Linked DNA regions of Homo sapiens: all the other regions are linked to region 1. Evidence: chromatin loops called from intact Hi-C (ENCODE). Cell type or tissue: GM12878. All regions are shown on one strand.

Region 1 (8,000 bases):
ATCTCCAAACATCTTATTACATGGGAAAAAGAAACATTTGTTGAAGTCAGTGTTGGTTAGATTTTCTGTATTTGTAACCAAAGATTACACTACTGATAAAGTAGTATAAAAAGTTGACTAATTTATCTTGTTCTAGAACTTTGAAGTCACTTAATTCCAGGGGATGTCACTGTGCAGAGTTTGCAGTTATACTGGAGATGGCTTTTTTATTATAGTCTGACCTTTACGGGTCTCTTGTTTGTAGCAGGTGGGTATGCCCATGTGGCTTGGAAAATAAAACCAAATCCATGGCCTTTAGTTCATGTGTTTCTAGCAGCTGAATGTGGTTTGCTTGTAGGAATGAAATGGCCCTAAAATGTTAATTGATTCAGTTTGACAGTGCTTGCCATATCATAAATCAATATGATGTTTTGTGCACTAGTGATAAAGTAGTGGTATGGGAGAAGGACCTGGTAGTTATGGGATGAGTCTGGTTGTTTTTAGTCATTTAGTTTTTTTTTTTAATGGAACTCGGGAAGACAGAGATTCTTTCTCCTTTTGGAATGCTTGTATGTTGTGGAGAAGGACAGGGTAAAATCAGTATTATTGGCCAATCTTAATCCTAATCAATAATATTAGACTCTGCTTATTTAAAAAATTACATCTATATTATATACATATTATATATACACACATATTTGAGATCTGATTCAAACTATATATTTTAGCTATATATTGCTGTATAAGAAATTACTCTAAAACTTAGTAGTTGAAAGTAATTTAAAAAATTTATTGTCCATCTATTTCTGTGGATCTGGAATTAGACAGGGACAGCTTGCCTCTGCTCCATGATTTCTGGGTCCTTAGCTGAAGCCTTAAAGACTAGAGGTTGGAATTATCTGGAGGCCCTCTTATTCATATGTCTAGAGGTCAGTGCTGGCTGTGGTGGAGGCCTAGCTGGGATTGTTGGCCAGAATACTCACACATAATCTCTTCCTGTGACCTAGGCTTCCTCACAACATTCTGGATGGGTTCCTAGGACAAGCATCCAGAGAGAGAGACATCCAGGTAGAAGCCGTGTTGCCTTTTATAACCTAGCTTCAGTGATAGACCTTATATTCAGTGAGACAGTTACAAAGTTACAACCTGGTTCAAGGGAAAGGAGCATAGATACCCTCTCCCCGACACACACACACACCTTTCAATTGATGCATGTCAAGGTCACATTATAGGAAAAGCAAGCAAGATGATATATATACATATATGTTATATGTATATGAAATTATATATATTTATCATATATATCTCATATATATATATGTTGAAGCAGTCATCTTTGAAAAACACAATCTGTAATACTATACCATTATCTCATCTCTTGAATGAACAGCCATGCCATATATACAAGTGTTTTGATTTTATTGGCAATGTCTAGAGACATTTTTGATTGTCATATGGGGGATGGGTAGTATTTGCTACTGGCATCTAGCCTTAGGGGCCAGGGATGGTGCTAAACATTCTACAATTCATAGAAAAGCAACACACACACACCCACACCCACACACACCCACACCCACACACACCCACACCCACACACACCCACACCCACACCCACACACACCCACACCCACACACACACGCACACACCCACACACACACACACACACACACATACAGAGAGAGAATTATCGGTAACAGAGGCTGAGAAATCCTGTCTTATAATTTTAAGACTCTACAAGTATTTAGAATACTTAAACTGTAGGGGGAGGAACCAGAATTATCGGTAACATAATAGAGGTTGAGAAATCCTGCCTTATAATATTAACACTCTACAAGTATTTAGAATAATTAAACCGTAAGGGGAGGAACCTATAGAAAACATCAACTTCCTACAAGTCTTCTAACTATAAGATTTTATTTGCAATGTGGTATTTATATATGGCATGGTCTACAAATAGCAAAGATCATTTCCTAGGCAAATTTTCATTTCGTATATAATATGCTGAATGTCAATTCTCGGTGAACAAAAGAGTTTATCAATATACATAATCCATGATTTTTACCTATCCTACATTTCCACACTTTGAAGGCATTTTGCCATCGTCTTTTTTTACCCTTGTGTGGGTAACTTATTTGTGTACTACTTGGAAGAGTATTTGTCTTAAAAATTGCTTTATGTTAGTTTTGACCATCCTCTTACCTGTCCTGAAACCTAAGCTCAAAGAAAATAAACAATTTTAATGTAGAGCACAGAGATATCAATATAATTTCCTTAGGAAGTCTTGGATGATTCTCTCTTTTATTAAATGTTATACATGCTATATAACCCTGTCTTTGCTGCTTCTCCTTTTTCATATTGGTCATTCACTAAGCACAAGAAGACATCTAATTTTGAAGAGCTGGCTTTCTAGTAAAGATGAAGCTGAAGGGTTTTCCCCTCCCCTCCACAGCATGTTCCACTGGGTGCACACAAAGCAATTACAACTCATGTCAGCCCTTTTCCATGTGATAGCATCAGCAATTTTGCCCAGGGCTTCTTTTCTGATGAACAGTAGCAGAAATAATGGCCTAATTCACTAAAAACAAAGCAAAACAAAAAACATTATCCCTGTTGCTTTCTCTAAAACAATGCGATATTAACCAAAGTCCTTCCTAATTAAAACAAAGCTATCCAATTATGCATTTTAATACTGTGAGGATTTTTAACAATATCAAAGTGAAAAAGATTCATTAGAAACATATTAAAAACTAGGCCATGCGTGGGTGGCTCACGCCTGTAATTCCAGCACTTTGGGAGGCTGAGGTGGGCGGATCACTTGAGGCCAGGAGTTTGACACCAGCCAGAGCAACATGGTGAAACCCCATCTCTACTATAAAAAAATACAAAGTTAGCCAGGCGTGGTGGCCCCCACCTGTAGTCCCAACTACTTGGGAGCTGAGGCAGGCGAATCCTTTGAACCTGGGAGGCAGAGGTTGCAGTGAGCCAAGATCACACCACGGTACTCCAGCCTGGGCAACAGAGTGAGACTGTGTCTCAAAAAAAAAAAAAAAAAAGAAAGAAAAAAGAAACAAAGAAAAGAAAAAGAAACATATTTAAAAATGAGGAATTAACCTGAGCTCAGACAGAAACAAATTCTGGTCTATTTGAATTTCTTGTGTTTTAAATATATTTCCAAGTTATTTATGGATCCCAGGAGAGTCTACTTTGTCTTTCAGTGCTGGTACTATCACAATTTGACATATCCTCAAGCCTTTAAATGTAATTTTAGGAGAGATGCTTTAAATATCCTGTTAACTTCAGGAAATAGTGGCGCCATGTTTATTTCAACGCGAGGAACAATGAATTCTTTCTTGAAGTACATTTCTGAATTTCTCTGGGGTTCAATTTATTTTCCACATACCCGCCAAAATAGGAATAATCATATCTCTCTACATTAAAGAATACAAGATAAAAGACCTTGTAACATTTTATCATGTTTAAAATAAAGCAGTAACAATAAATAGTTATGCAACAAGAAAACAACTTTTTATCCTAGGGGCAGAAAGAGGGCAAAAAGTTTCTGAAGAATAGAATTCCACTAGAGGGCAGTGCACCCCAGTGGAGGCTCAGAGCAAATGTGCACAGGACGTCTGATTAAGAAGTTATGTGGCAAACACGGAAAGTGTTTGTGATATAATATTACTATAAATAAAACAGCTACAGGAATTTTTTTACATGACTTCAGATGCTCCTTGAAAATCACATATGTTTGTGGTCAAATATCGTGCAGTATTTGAGAACATGATCTTAGACCTGGGGTCATTCCTCTGTGCACCACTGTCCTTGGATGAGTTGTTTAAAATCTCTTGAGTCTCAGTTTCTTTATCTGTAAAGCCAGAGGCAATTACAGATACCACATAGGACTGTTGTGAGCATTAACAGGGATCATATATATATAAAAGTCCAGCATGGAACCAGGCATATAATATTGCTCAGCAAAAAAAATCACAGGATGATGATGACAAAAAATACTAAAAAGGAAAATAAAATAATTTTAATTATTGGAGTAGGTTGTTTAGAGATTTATTGCATAGTATATCTTATTTACATTTACAATGGAGAGCTTGTGATGGAATATATATTTTTATTGACTGTAAATGAAATTATTCTCATCGATGAGAGAATAATTCTATTATTCTCTTCAGCATTTTAAACTCCAGAGAGAAAAATTTTCATGTAGCTACAAAATGTTATTTTTCTCATTTTAATGTCTAGAATATCATTATCACATTTTTGCTATTTCTTTTCATTTCCTAAATGAATAAACTGTCAACACCCAAAGGAAAAAAAATGGAATATACAAATAAGTTATCTCTGAATCCTTTTAAATATTATTCCTCACAAGTTATGTAGCCTTGGGATAGTATAGTATATTTCTCTTAGAACTCTCAGTGTAAGAAAATTTCATCTGATGAAAAATAGAAATATGTCAAATATGACAATTACTCTTTACAAAATGATTGTTTAAATATGAGTTCCTGTAATCATTTAGGAATTTCTTTACAAAATAACTACATGTTACAGAGGCAACAGGGCATTGTAACTTAAGGCTAAAATACTCCATCACTGACAATGAAAGGTCATTCAGAAATAAAGATTGAATGTCTCTGAAATTATAGTATGAATCAAAGTGGAAATATTTAATTTATAAAATTTTGATTTATACATGTCCCCTCTGTTCTTAGCCTTTTAAAAGTAGCTGACTCACCCACCTATCATGTGAAAAAGATCAACTAAAAGCCAGCCCCAGGCAATAACTGTCATCACAGGCATTTGTCAAGATTACACCTACTATTCCTACATCATGGCTGCATCAGTGTTACCCAGATGACCGATATCACCATCATCACCAACATCTCCACTATAACTACTACTTCCTCTGACTATATAAACTTATTGTTCACTTTTTTCATCTCCCTATTTATTTGACCTCACCTGGCCAGTTAAGAGAGGAAATTGGTTAGGAATTTCCTGTACCTACTTGAATTCTAACCTCAGATGTAAATGACAACACATTCTTATGAAACTAAGGGTGGCAGTTACCCAAATCCGTGTCTAAACCAAGGATAGATTCTTGGAACATCAGGCTTTTGATAACCACTAGGAAATATCATCAGACCAGGAAGCTGAGGAGCTGTCCCCCTAACCCACCTGCCCATCACAAATGAGCTCTAATGGAAGATGGCTGAATAGAAGGCTCCACACTGATTGTCCCCCACAACAGGAACACCAAACTTAACAACTATCTACACCCAAAAAGCACCTTCCTAAGAACCAAAAATCAGGCGAGCACTCACGGTACCACGTTTGAACTTCATATCACTGAAAGAGGCATTGAAGAGGGTAGTAAAGACAGTCTTGAATCGCCGATGCCACTCCTCCCCCATCCCCCTGGCAGTGGCTGCATGGTACAGAGAAAGAATCTGTGCACTTGCAAGAGAGAAAGAGCAGCGACTGTGAGACTTTGCATTCAACCCAGTGCTGTCCTATCACAGCAGAAAGCAAAACCCAGCTGAAGTCAGCCAGTGTGTGCTGAAGGAGGGAGCATCTAGATGAGCCCTAGCCAGAGGGAAATTACCCATTCCCGTGGTCAGAACTTGAGTTTCAGCAAGCCTCATCACCACGGGCTAAAGTGCTCTGGGGCCCTAATAAACTTGAAAGACAGTCTAGGCCACAAGGACTGCAACCCTTAGGAGAGTAATAGTGCTGAGCTGGTTTCGTAACCAGTGGACTTGAGGGGTACACCACCTACTAAGAAGCCAGCCGAAGTGGCTAAGAGAGTGCTTGTGCTATTCCTCCCATAAACTCAGGCAGCACTGCTCACGTTCCAAAAGAGACTCCTTCCTTCTGCTTGAGGAGAAAAGAGGGGAGAGTAAAGAGGACTTTGTCGTGCATATTGGGCCAGCTCAGCCACAGTAGGATAGGGCACTGGTAAGAGTCATAAGGCCCCCATTCCAGGCCCTAGCTCCCAGACAACATGTTGAGACACACCCTGGGCAAGAAGGGAACCCACTGCCTTGAAGGGAAGGGCCCAGTCCTGGCAGGATCCATCACCTTCTAGCTAAGCAGCCCTTCAGCCCTAAATAACCAACAGTGATACCCAGGTAGTATACCAGGGGCCTTGAGTAAGACTCTGAGATGAGCTGGATTCAGGTGAGACCCAGCACATTCCCAACTGTAGTGGCTACGGTGAGAGACTCTTCCTGCTTGAGAAAAACAGAAAGAAAACTAAAGGGGGCTTAGTTTTGCACATTAGGTACCAGCTCGGCCACAGTCAGGTAGAGTACCAAGTAGTCTCTTGGGGTTCCCAATTATAGGCCTTGGCTCTTGGATGGCATTTCTGGACCCACCCTGGACCACTGGAGAGCACATTTCCCTTAAGGGTGAGTCCTAGGCCTGGCAGCATTTACCACAAACTGACTGAATAGTGCTTGGACCATAAGTGAACATCAGCAGTAGCCCGTTAGTACTCCCAGTGGGCCTGTGGTGGTAGTGGCTACAGGGTGAGGCTCCTTTGCCTATGGAAAGGGAAGGGAAGAGTAGGAAAGGCTGTGTCTCATGGTTTGAGTTCCAACTCAGCTGCAATATAATAGAACACTGGGTACATTTCTAAGGTTTTCGACTCTAGTCCCTAGCTCCTGCATGGAATCTCTGTGTGCACCCTAAGCCTGCGGGAACTTGCTGTCATGAAGGGAAGGACACAAGCCTGGCTGACTTTGCCACCTGCTAATGGTAGAGCCCTAGGGCTGTGAGCAAACATAAGTGGTAGCCAAGTAGTTACAGTGGGCTTTGGCAAAATCCAGTGCTGTGCTGGCTTTAGATATGACCCAGTGCAGTCCTAGTGGTGAAGGCCACAGGGGTGCTTGTGTCACTCCACCCGCAGTTACAGGTGGCTTAGCACACAGAGGGAGACTCTGTTAGGGAGAAAGTAAGGAAAGAGAACAAAAGTCTCTGCTTGGTGATCCAGAGAATTCTTCTGGATTTTATCCAATACCACTAAGGCAATACCTCTACAATCTATAAGAACTACAATATTACTGAGCGTGGGGTGACCCCTAATTCAGATACAGATTAGATCACAACACCCACATCCTTTCAAACACCTGGAAAGCCTTCCCAAGGAGGACAGGTACAAACATTCCCAGACTGTGAAGGCTACAATAAATACTGGACTCTTCAATGCCCAGACACTGATGAACATCCACAAGCATCAAGAGCATGCAAAAAAACATGACCTCACCAAACGAACTAAATAAGGCACCAGGGACAAATCCAGGAGAAACAGAGATATGTGACCTTTCAGACAGAGAATTCAAAGAAATTCAAGATAACACAGAGAAGGAATTCAGAATTCTATCAGATAAATTTAGCAAACATTGAATTAAAAAGAATCAAGAAGAAATTCTGGAGTTGAAATATACACTTGACATACTGAAAAGGGCATCAGAGTCTTTTAATAGCCGCATTGATCAAGTAGAATTAGTGAGCTTGAAGACAGGCTACTTGAAAATATACAGTCAGAAGAGACAAAAGAAAAAAGAGTAAAAAAAGAATAAAGCACACCAACAAGATCTAGAAAATAGCCTCAAAGGGGCAAATCCAAGAATCATTGGCCTTAAAGAGTAGGTAGAGAAATAGATAGGAGTAGAAAGTTTATTCAAAGGGATAATATCTTGGAACTTCTCAAGTCTAGAGAAAGATATCAACATTCAATACAAAAAGGTTAGAGAACACCAAGCATATTTAACTCAAGGAAGACTACCTCAACACATTTAATAATCAGACTCCCAAAGGTCAAGGATAAAGGAAAGATCCTAAAAGCAGCAAGAGAAAATAAATAAATAACATACAGTGAAGGTCCAGTACACCTGGTAGCAGACTCTTTTTTTTTTTTTTTTTGAGTCAGAGTCTCACTCTGTCACCCAGGCTAGAGTGCAGCGGCATGATCTAGGCTCACTGCAAACTCTGCCTCCCGGGTTCA
Region 2 (8,000 bases), 190 kb after region 1:
ATTATACTTTGTTTTAGGGTACATGTGCACAACATGCAGGTTTGTTACATATGTATACAAGTGCCATGTTGGTGTGCAGCACCCATTAACTTGTCATTTACATTAGATAATATCTCCTAATGCTGTCCCTCCCCCCTCCCCCCACCCCACGACAGGCCCCGGTGTGTGATGTTTCCAACCCCGTGTCCAAGTGTTCTCATTGTTCAATTCCCACGTATGAGTGAGAACATGTGGTGTTTGGTTTTGGGTCCTTGTGATAGTTTGCTCAGAATGATGGTTTCCAGCTTCATCCATGTCCCTACAAAGGACAAGAACTCATCCTTTTTTATGGCTTCATAGTATTCCCTGCTGTATATGTGCCACATTTTCTTAATCCAGTCTATCATTGAACAGTATGTTTTGCCTTTGTGAAAACACAGCATATTTTTGGTGTTGTTCCAGGTAAAGTCTATATCAATATTTGGATAAAGAACTCTTTGTAAGAAAAAACAGCGTGAGGGTCAGATGGAAAAAGGTTGTGGGTTTTTTTTTTTTTTTGGTCTTTTGAAAATATTTTACTTCTCTCAGCTATAACTTTCTAAGCCGAATAATACATCGCTTGAAATGATAGCAAGATTTTCTTTCATTTGAAGTTCTGAATAAGTCCATTGACACTTTGCTTTGTGGTTCATGTGCTTATAGTTGGCCCCCATCATTTTTTTAAACCTATTTTTGATCTGATGATTTTCTAAATGTATCAGACTTCTTTCAGAGAATTACCACTTGGGCTAGCAACCAAGATTAAGCTGTTTTTATGATACTGGATTATCAGACCATTTTAATCTGGGCAGAAAGGTTAGTTCTATTAGGAGTTAGGGTCTAACTGGGGCCAAGCTCAGGAATTCAAACTTAAGAACACGCCAGTGGGCATTATATTGTGAGCCATTTTTTAATCTCATGAATCCTTGTACTTTGTTATAGTATAGCAGTTTGGCTCAGTGAGTAGTTTCTGGTGTTTTCAGGGCTTGTTCCTTTCTGTTCCCTAGTTCTAAGGAGAAGTAAAAACCAAAGATAATGGGCATCATTGAGCCAGCACAGATATACTTTAGCTACCTGCCACCTGAAGGAGTCAGAAATAATCTCCTTGACTGGAACCCCATGTAGCCATTATGTTCCTATCTGTGAGGCTCACATTCTTGCCCAGTCTGTTGTTAAGACCCGCTAACAAGCAGCTTCCTCCACGTTGGGTAAATCCATTACTGGAGCAATCACTCTGTGTCAAGCATTCTGATTTCCTGAGTTAATAAAATACATGTTCCATTTACTCAATGAAAAAATACTCTGGTAAAACCCAGGTTACAATTCTGATTTGGTTTGGTATGCTTTTTCAAAAAAGAATGTTTTCAAATATTTGATAAAATGTAAGCATGTAGTGATATTTTAAATTTACTTATGTTGGTAATGAAGCTAATTTAGGCAATTGTAATCCATTTCTTAGGAAATCAGTCTGTTATGAAACCATTTTCGCCATTTAGCACATATTTGAAAACCATGTACAGCACATTGTATCAGGCTTCAGGGCTTAGAAGTGAAAAAGACAGTTTGAGCCCTCTCCATTGGCAGACACCAGCTTGCAAACAACTGTGATTCAAAGAATGATATGTGTCTGCTCATGAAATGAATTGACCATGTGAGCCTAGGCAAGCCGCTTGATTTTTTCAGGCCTGTTTTGTCACTGTGACACAGAGTTGCCCTAGAGCAATGCATTCCAACTTCTAATGTGCCTAGGAATCAGCTGGGCTCTGTTTTGGTAGGTGTAGGGTGGGGCCTGAGATTACGCATACTTAACCAGCTCTTAGACCATGCCAAAAGCACTGGTCCATCCACCACATTAAAAAAAAAAATTATTAAAACAGCTTTTTTGAGATATAATGTGCATATCATACAGTTCACACATTTAAGGTGTATCGTTCAGTGGTTTTCAGTATATTCACAGTTGTACACCCATCACTACAGTCTAATTATAGAGCATTTTCATCACTCTCAAAGGAAAACCCTTACCTCTTAGCATTCATTCTGTATTTTCCCTGCCTCTAGCAGCCACTAATCTGCTTGCCACTGAAATACATGTGCCTATTCTGGACATTTCATATAAGTAGAATCATACAATATGTAGTCTTTTATGTCTGGCCTCTTTCATTTAATGTAATGTTTTTAGGTACTTCATTCATGTATGTCATTGTTTTTTACTGCCAAATAATTTTCCATTGTAAGGATTTATATCACATAGTTGGTGAATTTAATCCATTTACACTTACAGTGATTACTGATAGGAAAGGACTTCTGTTGTTACTTGTTTTCTATTTGTGTTATCTTTTTATGTTCCTCAGTTTCTCCTTTGTGCCCTTCTTTGTTTTTTTTCCACGCCCCTCCAATTGATTTTTTTTGATGTACCTTTTTTATTCCCTCAAATTATTTTCTGTGCATACTGTTTACTTATTTTCTTAGTGATTATATGTGGATTACAATGAACATCCTAATCTTATAACAATCTATTTGAAGTGATACTAACTTTGCTTCAGTAGCATACAAAATCGTACAGCCCACACCTCCCTCATCTTTGTTATTTTTGCAAATGACATCTTTATGCATTCTGTGCCCATTAATATAGATTTATAAGCATTTTATGCATTTATAAGTTTAATTATATAGGAAGCAAACACAGGAGTCACGAACTCAACATACAATAATACTGACTTTTATGTTTACCTACATAGTTAGCTTCATTGGAATTCTTTATGTCTTCATATGGCTTTGAGTTACTTTCTACTTTCTTATTTCAGCCTAAAGGGCTGTCTCTTAGCATTTCTTATGAGTCAGGTCTGACTAGTGATGAACTCTTTTTGCTTTTGTTTATTTAGGATTTTAAAAATTTCTCCTTCATTTTTAAAAGATAATGTTGCCAGATAGAAAATTATTGGTTGACAGTTTTTTTTTTCTGAATATTATAAATGTCTGCTCTTTTTGGCCTCTGTGGTTTCTGATTAGGATTATTAATCTTAATGAAAATTCTGTTATGTGATAAGTTGTTTCTGTGGCTGTTTTCAAGATTCTGTCTTTATCTTTCAATGGTTTGATTATAATGTGTTTAATTGTGGATATCTTTGAGTTTATTATATTTGGATTTCATTGAGCTCCTTGGTTGTGTAGATTTATGTCTTTCATCAAGTTGGGGAAGTTTTCAGCCATTTTATCTTCAGCTATTCTTTCTGTCGCCTTCTCTTTTTTCCTTCTGAGATTGTACTGGCATACCTCATTTTATCATGCTTCAAAGATAATGCATTTAAAAAAATATATTAATAGATTTGTGGCAACCCTGTGTCAGGCAAGTCTGTTGGCACCATTTTTCCAACAGCATGGTGCTTACTTTGTATCTCTGTGTCACATTTTGGTAATTCTCACAGTATTTCGAACTTTTTCAATATTATGTCTATTATGGTGATCTGTGATCAGTGATCTTTGCTGTTACTGTTAAAATTGTTTTGGGGCATCATTAACGATGTTCATGTAAGACTATAAATGTAATGAGTAAATGTTGCGTGTTTTCTACTGCTGCTCTGCCCGACTGCTCTTTCCTTCTCCTTGGGCTTTCCTGTTCTCTGAGAAACAGCAATATGGAAATTAAGCCAATTAATAACCCTACAGTGGCCTCTTAAGTGTTCAAGTGAAAGGAAAAATTGCATGTCTTTCACTTTAAGTCAAAAGCTAGAAATGATTAAGCTTACTGAGGAATGCATGTCAAAAGCTAAGATAGGCTGAAGGCTAGGCCTCTTGCCTCAAACAATTAGCCAAGTTGTGAATGCAAAGAAAAAATTCTTGAAATTAAAAGTGCTATTCCAGTGAACACACAAATGATAAGAAGTAAAACATTCTTATTGTGGATATGAAGAAAGTTTGAAAGGTTTCGATAAAACATAAAAGCAGCCACAATATTTCCTTAAACCAAACCTAATCCAGAGCAGGACCCTAACTCTCTTCAGTTCTGTGAAGGCCGAGAGAAGTGAGGAAGCTGCCAAAGAAAAGTTTGAAGCTTGCAGAGATTGGTTCGTGAGGTTTAAGAAAAGAAGCCATCTCTGTAACATATAAGTGCAAGATGAAGCAGCAGATGTTGATGGAGAAGCTGCAGCAAGTTATTCAGAAGATGTAGCTAAGATCATTGAGGAAGGTGGTTGTACCGAACATTTTCAATGTAGATGAAACAGCTGTATCTTCTGAATAACTTTCTGTATACTCGAATCAGAAAGTTAGCAATTTATGTAAGCATCTACCACGGGATAAAATTAATTTCATATATCGTTTTCAGTAATACGTAACATAACACTTGGTTGGTTTGGCTTTGAGTGTTAGTAAGTTAAATACATGAAGATTTTAAATTACATTTTTCTTCATTTGCATAAACAGTGAGGTATGTTAATTTTTGAGAACAGAAGTAAGAAATTTTATCATGATCAGGCAGCTACAGGTGAATATTTTGGAAGATTGTTTTCTGGGGAGAGAAATCCATTTCTAATCTGCATTTTAATGATTTGCTTTTAATTCTAGACTCGAGAGGTGATTGCCTTATCAGTGTACCGTATGTCAAACCGTTCTTTAGCTTAAGAACTTATTTGTAGCTGCCAGTTGTTCCATATTAACCTGAATTTTTAAAAGTACTTTCTGCCTTTCAGGAAACCTTTGTGACTGGCATTTGATTTCTTTCTCTCTAGTGTTTTATGGGAATAATAATCTTGTGAATTTTCCAATCATTTTTATTGTGTACATGTTAAATATTTAGACTGTGGATTATATAGTCGTCTTGATTCTTATTTATATTCTGATTTTTGAACTGTTTTATAGCATATTCACACCTCCACCAGACTGCTTGAAGAAGAATGAAAGTGAAAATCAGTTTTCTTGTTCATTAACAGGTCTTCTGAGGGTTTAATACTTAAACTTCTGGCTGGCTGTCATGGGGCTGCCTGATTCTTTGATTTCACTTTATCCTACCTTTCCCTCTCTCATGAATGCAATGAATAATGACTCTAATATCTTTCTTCTCAGACGAATTAAATTGTGACTTTATTAAACTGTAATAGGCTTGCCTAATTTATTAAATTCCACCTTTTCTTTCCCTCTACTCCCTCAAAACTACTTCCTAGGAAAACTCTTGCAATCACTATTAAGAGAAAATAACTTGTGACTTAGAAAGTATTCGTATTCAACAGATAGTTGAAATCTTTGCAGATTGGGACATTGTAAGATTTAGACAAATTTCATGATCATTTGAGTTTTAGTTGCAAATTTATAATGATATAGGAAAAAATTAGGGTCCTGAGCTCCTTTTTCTTCCACATCAGCTTGTCTGTTCCACCAGACAAGGGCTCTCTTAAGTGATTGTTGTTCTGAGGCTGAAACCAAAGAGCTAGGTTGCTGACAGAGCCATGAAATCATGCTTTTCTCTTTTTAAAAACAACAGATTAAAAAAAAAAATTCCTTCTCTGTTAGTCACTTCATGTTAGTATTTATCCATGTTTAAGATTTACATTTAAAGCAAAAGTCTTCAAAGGGAAAACATGAGTTTTACTTCTCTTACAGAAGGAATTCTGTAAATTTCTACAAGTATTTTTAAATATTAGTGGGTCTCTTTCCTAATTAAGATCTTGGAAAGTTACGTGCAACTCTGACTGTTGTAACAAGCATTAAATATGAGCTTGCTAAATAAAATGAACCTTATATAAATTTACTTGTAATTCAGATAATACATAATTTTTTACATATCTTTGCTTTATGTGTTATACTGTCTTTTTCTATAAGTGGTTACAAAATTGGGGAGGAGAAATAATTTGCAGATTGATCCTCTAAATAATTAAGAGGAATCTGGAGTTAAAGTCTTTCAACACTGGAATTTTATCTGCATAGTGTTGTACCTCTATAACGTTGGATGAGTTACTTAACCTTTCAGTGCCTGTAAAACAGATAATAATAGTAATTACTTGCCTCATAGGAGTTGTTAGTAGGATTAAATGTGATAATTTAGCATAGATATGTAGCATAGTGCCTAGCAGATGGTAAGCAATGAAATGTCAGCTGATTTTTAGTATTGGCATTATCTTTGAAGAAGGGCCCATTTTAAGATTTGTTTCTCTTACCTTGCTAATAAATGTGTTAGTGTGAAAAGTTAAATAGTTCCAAGGTTAACGTGGAAATAAAAGTCAAATAAATATGTTTCTTTAATAAAGAAAAATTCACTTGCCTTTGAACATGACAGGTGTTTTTTAAATCTTCAGTTGCGTTAAGGTAATGAACTCAGATTTATTAACTGGTTTGTGTTTGTATACACAATTAATGTTAAATGCAAAATCCTTTAAAGTCTAAATGACTATTGATCTGTATTTTAAAGAATAATTTTTGTAAGCTTATTTTGATACTAAAATGCATTCCACTGTCATATTATCTAAACTTCTGGGAAATGCTAGCACAATTTTGTCTCTTTGGAGTTATATTTATTTTCATGATGAATATTTTAAAACTTAACAACCTATTGTAAACTGTTATTTTTGCAGTTATGTTTGCCTAACACACAAACACACCAAGCATGTTCCTGTCCCCAAGGTCTTTGTACTTTTTGTTGCCTTTACATGAAATCCACTCTCCCTAATTATGGCCCAGCCTTGGAGCTCTCAGGTCTGTCAGGGCTCTGCAGAGGATTACCTGGTTTTGGGGAATGTTTTCTTCTAAAATGTGGCTCTATCTTTATTATGTTTGTTGTTTTCCCTCTACCTGGCATTATGTTATATACTCGTGCTTGTTTAAAATCACTTTCCCATTAATATCCAAGGGTAGAAACTTTGTTTCATTCACTGCTGATTATCCTACTGTGTATGATAAAGCACAGGGCCTGGCACATTGTAAGCAGTAATAAATATTTGTTAAGTGAATGTAGGAATGTTGTTGATCAAATTAAAACAGTTTTGTTGAGGAGATGAAGATTCTGTGAACCAATTTTTAATAATCATTTTACGTGAGGTTATTTGAGGTTTTTATGCTCAGAAGTGAACCATTTGAAAAGATGTAATTTATAACTTTTCACCCCCCACCAAAAGAAAAGAAAAAGAAGATTTAAATTTAGAATACTTGGTACATAGTGTGAACTGAGAGTTAAGAAAGGCCTGATTGAGAATACTGACTCAGCCTAAAATATCAGTGATACTGTGCAGTAATTTATCCTGTTTTCTTACCAGGAGCTTGCTCAGTGCCTAACACTGATAGTCAGTAAATGTTTGTTGGGTGAATGAATGAGCCTGTAAAATCAGTAAAGTCATGAACTAATTCCTAGTTTCTTACAGAGTATCCTAAGGACCCTTGAATAAATGCTTCTGGAATAAAATGGATGGAAATTTGCAACAGAATCACCTGGAGGGCTTGTAAATACTGTCTGTTAGGTTTACTTTTTCCACCCTGTGTTTGAGGTGGAGCAAAGGACTCTTAACTTCTAACAAGTTCTGAGGTAGTGGATGTGATGCTGTCCTCCTTTCAGAAGCTTTGCTGTATATCTGTATTCCTGTTGAGGTGATTCATGTTAATGTATTGAAGGTTTTGAGAGCACTGCAGTAGAGGAAGCTGTTTAACTCTTAACTATTTCTGACTTACTTGGCCCTAGTCCTCTCCCTCACTTGTTCGTATGTATGTATGTATGTATGTATGTATGTATGTATGTATATATGTATGTATGTGTGTATGTATCTATACTCATAAAATTGTTTTTTTTTTCTTTTTTCTGTATGCTTGGGTAGGTAAATACTGTGTCAGGAGTGAAGCCTTCAAAACTGAGCCCTGTTGCAGAGTTGGAAGATATTATGATAGTTATGATCTGCATGAAAGCATTTGTATACATTTTTGAGTCTTGCAAATTGTAATTTGGAATAAACGGCATGTATAACAATAATGATTTTATGAAAATTGATTCCAAAATGATGAAATGA
Region 3 (8,000 bases), 89 kb after region 1:
CCTGGGCCTAAAGCAAGAGTTGATTTCCCTGAACTAAGGCTACTAATAGCACCACTGTACCTTGACAAGAGAAAATGAGTGAGAGAGAATGTGGGAGCAGTCAGATATCAAGTCAAGATATCACCTGATGAGAGGCCCATGTGAAGACTGATATGCAGGAATTTCCTTATGGGAAAGTGGCTGCAAAAAAAGAGATGGGCATTGGCCTGAGGAAAACCACCCCTACTGGGGAAGTGTGTTTTAAATTGTGGGCCTGCTGGAAGCTCTCAAAGTGCTTTAGCAAACAGGGCATCTATCTTTCAAACTCCACCTGGGAAATCCCTCTACAGCCATGTCCCTACCTGATAGCTCCCAAACCAGTGGCTCTCAAAGTGAGGTTCCCAGCAGCATCAGCATCACTGGAGAAGTTGTTAAAAAAGCAAAATCTCTGCTCCTCCCGCAAGACCTACAGAATTAGAAAGTCTGAGGGTGGGGCCCAGCCACCTGTGCTTTAACAAGCCCTCCAGATGATTCAAATGTATGTTCAAGTTTGGCCTAAACTATGCAGAAAATGTCTTTTTTTCTTCAGTGGAGGACAAGTGTCTCATGAGCGTGGAAATATTGTTAAATTTGAGAAATTAATACTTGAAACCGAAGAGCAAAAGGCATAAAAGTTGCACAGTTTATAGAGCAATTAGAAACATCAAAGTTGCTGAATGATGGTTGTAATGGGAATATAGAGGGATTTTTGAAAGTGAATTTTGGGAAAGTAAAAATACACCATCTGCAGATGTAGGATAATTATTCCCTATGTGGTGAGGGCACTAAGAAAATGTACTGTGAAGTAGCAGAAGTGCTTTAATCATGCAATAAGGTGGAATCTGGTGCTGCATAAACTTGCCCTGATGAGCAATATTAAATGCCTCCCATTCCTCTCTTGATTGTATTTGATGCTGTCCTTAGGGGAGTGTAAGACTGGACCAGTATCTACAGATCTAGTGGGATGAGAGTGATTTCTCAGTAGAATTCATAATAATAAATGATTTCTGTTTTCTGAGCTAGCAGCTTCTCCATCATCCTAACTGCCGGCCCTTCACTCTGTATCCAGGCTGGATTAATTCCCAGAGAATGGAGTCATTTTCCTGATGGGAACTCTTAGCACTGATTGGAAGGAGGAGATTAGCGGGCTTTTCATTTTTGTCCTGATGCAATTTGAAAATCTCATCAATTCAAAGGTATCCTGGAGACACTGTTTCTCAATTCTTGTTTCATGTTTCTCAACCTGTATTTAACCCTTGGATCCAATTCTTTCTTCTTTGTCATTCTCTTTCAATGAATATGCATTGGTATATGTTAACTTAACACCTACTGTGTGCAATGCACAGTGCTAGATGACTTCACAAACCTACATTTTCATCCTATCTTCTTTAACATTTGAAAAAGAATAAACTGTAAAATATCTTTCTGCTCACTCCCTTACCACTATTTTTCCTGGTGTTGGCTTTGCCTCATTATGTTGCTTTTCAAGTGAAGAATTTGGGATTCCCCATACTTTAAGCCATTTGCAAAAAAGCAGATTATTATTAGAAAGCACAGAGAACACACAAATATCCTTTCATTGTGGGATTACAGCCTTAACCTATGACTTTCCTGGATTCATGGTTTCTGTTAGTTATTTTTCTATCGAGGACGAGGGGTGGGAGTGAGTTCTGCAAAATAACAGATAACTGCTTCCACTCTTTTTTTTTTTCTTTTTCTTTTTGAGACAGAGTCTTGCTCTGTCACCCAGGCTGGAGTGCAATGGCGTGATCTCGGCTCGCTGCAACCTCTGCCTCCCAGGTTCAAGTGATTCTCCTACCTCAGCCTCCTGAGTAGCTGGGATTACAGGCACACACCACCACGCCCAGCTAATTTTACTATTTTTAGTAGAGACAGGGTTTCACCATCTTGGCCAGGCTGGTCTTGAACTCCTGACCTCATGATCTGCCTTCCTTGGCCTCCCAAAGTGCTGGGATTACAGGCGTGAGCCACCGTGCCCGGCCTGCTTCCACTCTTTATTGTGCTACTTTGCAGAGGGCAAAATATACCTCATATACTTGTGGAAGAAACACTGGGCCCTTCAGTCCTTGCAGATATAGATTGTAGCCACCAGGACTCTGGTCAGCTGTCTTTCATCAAGGCACCTGAGCCACAGGGGCAATAAAAAATGGCACGCCTTAAAAAAAAAAAAAAAAAAAAAAGGGCACTTCTCCAAGCTGTGATGGCAGAGATGTCCATACTGTAAACTTAAGGAGACTATGCCTACCACCTGAGAAACAGGGTGCATAAATTCCCACATTCATATTTTATTAAATATAGACGGACCATTGAAACCTATGTCAAACAGAAACTGAGATTGTAGTAGTTTTCAAAAATTGGGAAGCAGAATATCTGTATCTACAAATACAGCTTCTTTTTAGCATCACCAGAATCATTTCATAAAGGAATCTTTAAGAGGTAGGTAATGATATGAACATTATTTATAGAGAATTCAGGACAGGAGGTTGTATGATTGTTTGAGAAGACGTACTTGCTCTCCAATCGTAGTCTGCAAATTCCTAGCCATCTGTATTTGTATTTCTCTCTCTTTTTTTTTTTTGGAGACAGAGTCTTGCTCTGTTGCCCAGGATGGAGTGCAGTGGCACGATCTGGGCTCACTGCAGCCTCCGCCTCCCAGGTTCAAGTGATTCTCTTGCCTTAGTCTCCCAAGTAGCTGGGATTACAGGCACGCACCACCACACTCAGCTAAGTTTTTGTATTTTTAGTAGAGACGAGGTTTCACCATGTTGGCCAGGCTGGTCTCAAACTCCTGACCTCAAGTGATCTGCCCGCCTTGGCCTCCCAAAATGCTGGGATTACCAGTGTGAGCCACCATGCCTGGCCTGTATTCCTCTTTAACAAGGTAACACCATGTCTTTCCTTCTTCAAGTTAATAGGTCCTTGAGAATTCATTTCTGGGAGTGGGTTAAGTGGTTCTGCAGTATACAGGTTGGATACAGATACTGGAGTCAGGTTTACCTGGTTAGAATCCCCTTCGCCTCTGTTTTTGCAGCTGTGCGACCTCAGCAAATTGTTACCTTCTCTGAGCTTTAGTTTACCCATATGTTACTGTAGGATTACATGTGATAATACATGTAAAGACTTTAGCACATCACCTGGCCAAAGGGCCCAATTAGTATTAGATACGATTTATATTCGTTATCAATTAAATTCCTAAAGGAATTTTAATTGAATTTGTTTCACCCATTTTTCTTTTTTGTGCTTAATCTAATAGAACAGTTTTTGTTTGGGGATGCTGCATTTCTCCCTCCCCATTTCTTTTCATCACTCACCTCAGCCCCAGAAAAAGTGATCCTGAAACAACTGTGGAAATGAAGTCTGCTTTGTGTTCGTCTGTTGGGAAAAGATTGGATCACCAGTCATGCTGTGGGTGTTTAGCAGGCTGCTGGCTTCTGCCCACAATAAAGAGGCATCTCTGAAGGTTCTGATATTTTTAAAAAGAGAAGCAAAAGGGCAGTTAGTGGATCTCAAGGGTTCGTATGAACGACACATTTCCCTGCCCCCACAATCCCTAGGGCTGCCTCTCTTTCCAGGGCTTCAAGTTGGCCCAGGGTATCTGGCTTTCTATACTTCTTGTTTTTCTGGGTCATGAACTGGCAGGGAGCATGCAGCACTGTGCCCTTAGCATTCAGGTGTTTCACAAGCACACTGCTTCTCTCTTGCCCTCATTAGAGTCAGCTGTCTCCAGCATACAGAGAAGGACGTGCAGAGCCTCTGTATGCATGTAGCATGGTGCACCTGGAGAGGTGACAGAAGGGCAGGGCCTCCTCCTAGGAGCCAGCTCCAGTAGCAATATGTAAATGACTTCTTGGAATTGCCAGGCTGGTCCTGGTGAGTCTGGAAGATCACCTTGCTAGTGGGCCCAATGCCAACCTGACAGATGGCCTGGGCTGCTTGCAGCACAACCAGGTTTAGGCCATCAAGTGTGTTCCCTGAAGGCAGGTGACCCATCCAGGAGTGTCAGGGAGGCTGTCCAGGGGGACAACTAAGGCTGCAATGTAATTTCCCCAGCTCTGCCTACCTCCTCTTCCCCGCAACTTGCAGTGCTCTCTAGGAAGAGGGAAAAACCAGGGCTTGCTTTCACCCTTAAAGAAAACTCTGGGTCACATAATTTTTGTTGATGTCCAGTCTGTTTTCTACATGACAGCCCCTCACAGAAGTGACCAAATGTTTCCATCAAAGGAACCAGCTACTGTAAAGTTTAAAAGGATAATAAAATAGTAATGTCTATTTGGGGCCCTAGTTTAGAAAAACCCTGTGATCTCTATAAAGTATTAAGAAAATATTGAACTTTCAAATTTTATGATTTCATGTCCTCTAAGACCACAGACCTCTTGGCATTATTTTTCTTTTGTTCTTTTTTTTTTAAGCATGAATCTTTTTTTTAATAAGAGTTAGAAAGTAAACATAAAACATTTTCTCTCACTTACATTCATAGTTTTTAAAAGCCTAGGGAAAGTTAATGTTTCTGAATTCAGCCTGTGGATTTGAGATAAGGATTCAAGGAGAGAAGGCTTTTAACTCAGAACAGAATCTGTTTGCAGCTATTGTTCAATTAATGTAAAGTATCTGGTTACTGGGCATGTTGCATAATGCATCACAGTGCAAGCCAAACGTTTTCAGTGCTGACAACGAGCTCCTTGATAACAATGAAGAGTGAGGTAATTTGTTAAATTTTTTTGGAAGTCCCCTATAACAGTCTTCTCAAGACTGAATGAATCAACACTTTCCAGCTCAGACCGCAACTGAGCTGTGTGTCTGTGTGTGCGCATGATGATAAGAAATCTAGAAGGAAACTGGGAAAACCACATCTCATGCCCTGTTTAAGAACTAGAAAAAGTGTCAGAAGAATTAAAATTAAGCCTCACGAGAGTCTGTGGGTATGGAAAGTCACCAGCTAGCTAATATTAACATAGCTTGCAACAGAACACTGTTGCTAGAAATAGGACAGTCGCATCACTACCACTAAGCAATTTGCATTCTGTGGACCAGCCCCTGAATTCCTATTGCCCTTTGGGCATTGCATTTCTGGACGCTTCTAGACAGTGTTCATACTTGGCTGTCTGGTTTCACCAGGAACTCTACCCAAAAGAGGAAACAGCAAGGAGAACATTTGCTTTGTTTGTAGGAGGGAAGTTGTCGAGCTACAAACAAATCTTTAGGCATCTGAGGAATTGCTAAGTTTCTAATTTCATATGGTTGCTGACAAGGAGGTGCAGACAAGGACCCTCTTGCTTTCCTCACTATGGATAGTCTGTTGCCTCCATCTAGATTCTCTTATTTCAAAAAATATCCTCTCCATGCAATTAGGAGATATTTATCGACGCTGAGAAACCAAAGAGCCGAAGAACAGGTATCATTTTGTTTATATTATCTTTAAAATGAACGGGTGCTTGTTCCTTGTTGCTTTTACGTCGCTTAGTGATTTCATTTGTGCTGGTTTACATGTTTATAGGTACAGGTCAGATCCTGCTTGTGGCTGTTCAGACTTGGCAATCAGAAAGCAAGCAGGCTTGTGAGAATTTATTTAAACTTGGAACATTCAGATCCTGAGATTAAGCGGAGTTCTGTAATGAAGCCACATGCTTTCTTTCTTCTAAAGAGCTACTCTATCAAAGTTAAATTTTGAATTCTTTGATCATTTTCCAATGCCTCAGATACAAAATTTGACACTATTAATATCTCAACAAAGAAAGTATCAGACCCTAGAAGTACACTTGTCTTCTTGTATTTATGGTTATGTTTACATAGCCAGAATTTGCAAAACAAAAAACATTTTATAAACTATAATAACCTTAAACAGATCATTAACAAGCTATAAAGATCATTCAGAAGCAGTTGGTCATTTTTGTGTGTGTAAAAGGTAGGAGGTAGAGCACTGCCATATTCAGTCTTTTTAGCCAATCAAAAGCTATGATTTCCAGCAGGAGACACTATCACTTGGGAATATAAGCATTTTTAAAACTGTTAAAATGTCTGATCACATCTCATTTAAAATCATGCAGTCATTTTTATGGTGTGAGATTTATATCATTCCATTTCTTTGATCTCCAAAAAAGACATTTCTAAAAATGATTTTTATGAATTTTACCAAATTGTTAGAAGAAGTAGCAATATCTGATCCATTTAAATCTAGTGATTCATTTAGGAAGAAGTGTGGCGGTGGTATACAAATGTGAAGGACAAATGTATAGCCATACCAAAGACCCAGCAGTCATAAATTGCTTGTGCATTGTGCTTGTAACTAGAACTGCAAAACTATGCAGGAGATATCACCAGTGTCCTGTATTTTTTTCTCCTTTGTGATATGAGATGACCCACTTAATAAAACACTTCCAGGAAATGCAAGATAGGTTTAGCAGACAGAAAATCCTCTCATGACAGGTTTCCCAAAAAGGCAATGCATAATTTGGAAAATAAAAATCATTGCTACTGTTTGAGAGGAAACTGCTTGTATGCCCTGCTTTAATAATTTTACAAGGGCCAGAAATTCAAACAGACTCTGTTCACTAAGGGAGCTAGGCTGGTCCAGTTTATCTTACTTAGGCAAGGTGTCACCATTAAAAGACCAACTTTTGGTTTCCAAGTTTCAGCCTGCACTTGCTTTTGATGTAGAAAGCTAGAGAACCAAGTGGTAGGGCTGTATAAGTTTTTGTTTGCCAATCTTTTAATGTTCACGGGCTTCTTCAGGCCTCATTTATTATGGAAGGAAGAGAGGTGGCTGAAAGGATGGGAACACAACTGTGGAATGTGAATTGAGTGATTTTTTTTTTCTCAGTATTGTAAGTTTTCAGAGATGTGGCTATATTGCTTGTGTAGTTCTATGGTTCTTTGTTTTTAGTTTATTGAAGAAGTATTACAAAATGCATTCAGAAGACCATTAGAATTTAACATAAAACCTCTGACTTGGACAGGGTGGGTAGTCCCTTCCCCAGTGTACAACCATTTGGGACAACCTAGGAACAGCTGGGAGTGAGTATTATGCTGAGTTCTTAAATTCTTATATAAGTGAATTGAATAATTAAGAGAAATAATATATTTGATTTCTTTTTAAAGCCAACTACAGCTCTGCAGACCTAATGTCTCACAGAATTAGAGAAATTAGGTCAGAGTTCATCATAACTAACCTTGAAAGCTTGTTGGGAAGTTATAAAGGAGGTTAATAATGTCTACAATCTTATGACCTGCATATTTGTTGCCTCTAATCCTTACATTCTTGTATAACTAATCCTTGATATAAAAGTGAAGGGATTGAGACTTAGAGCCCTTAAGAGCCCTTGCCCATGCAGCTAGAAAGTACCAGAGGAAGATGTGAATTTCTATCTCATGGCTTTAAATTTTATTCATTTTACCACGCTTGATCCCTGAACAATCTAGTAATAGCAAAATATCACCCTGCTAACTTTTCTCCTTGAGAGATTTCTAAAATTTCCTATATTCACATAGCACTGTCATAATTTTTACTGTTTACCACATCTGTATGATTAATTCCTCAATATTTTTCTGTATTTGTACTTAAATCACATTATTAGAGTTTATTTAGAAAAAAAGTTCATATCATGACTGTAAATGGAAAACCATTGTCATTAGCCGTAAGTAAAAATAATTAATAAAAGCAAAACAGTATTAAATTCTAGGTAGATACTATTGCCTGTAAAACCTCCAAGCCTGAAACCTGCTCATTTGTTAATAAGGAAGATTAGCTTTTAAGAGAAAGGTTAGAGCATCCTAGGAGCCAACTGAGAAAGTTTCCTGGGTGAGGATGGAAAGGAATTAAAAGGTAGATAATGTTTTTCAATCCAAAATGATTCAGTGTTATTGAATGTAGTGTCTGCATGCCACTTAAAATCTTCTCCCACCTCACTTAGCGCTGCTAAGTACCAACCATGTTGACTTCCACATACTTGGGGAATATTATAACA

The links. Peaks named below come from ENCODE experiments on the same cell type or tissue, not always from the same donor. Only the 100,000 strongest peaks of a DNase experiment are listed, where the experiment ranks them.
Region 2: it touches region 1 in a loop (4-fold over the local background); 3 of 110 quality-filtered maps call a loop at or near these places.
Region 3: it touches region 1 in a loop (4-fold over the local background); 5 of 110 quality-filtered maps call a loop at or near these places.

The regions. Positions count from the first base shown.
Region 1 is chr3:130,756,354-130,764,353 of GRCh38, forward strand. The region is part of intron 2 of LOC107986023 (a long non-coding RNA gene); the gene reads right to left. Among named protein-coding and RNA genes, the nearest start is that of PIK3R4, 14 kb to the left of the region's middle. In GM12878, a CTCF peak has its summit at 3,570 (motif pointing right); a DNase peak (open chromatin) is centred at 3,538.
Region 2 is chr3:130,945,380-130,953,379 of GRCh38, forward strand. The region is part of intron 8 of ATP2C1 (ATPase secretory pathway Ca2+ transporting 1); the gene reads left to right. Among named protein-coding and RNA genes, the nearest start is that of ATP2C1, 55 kb to the left of the region's middle. In GM12878, no CTCF peak of the experiment used is centred here; a DNase peak (open chromatin) is centred at 3,702.
Region 3 is chr3:130,845,498-130,853,497 of GRCh38, forward strand. It overlaps LOC107986023 (a long non-coding RNA gene), which reads right to left. Exons shown (of 3, transcript XR_001740492.2): 2 at 3,351-3,502. It overlaps LOC105374108 (a long non-coding RNA gene), which reads left to right. Exons shown (of 3, transcript XR_924486.3): 3 at 1,088-1,173. It also overlaps a transcript of ATP2C1 not described here. Among named protein-coding and RNA genes, the nearest start is that of ATP2C1, 45 kb to the right of the region's middle. RefSeq lists an enhancer at 4,685-4,764. In GM12878, no CTCF peak of the experiment used is centred here; DNase peaks (open chromatin) are centred at 3,733 and 4,854; H3K4me3 peaks cover 3,171 bases; H3K27ac peaks cover 4,102 bases.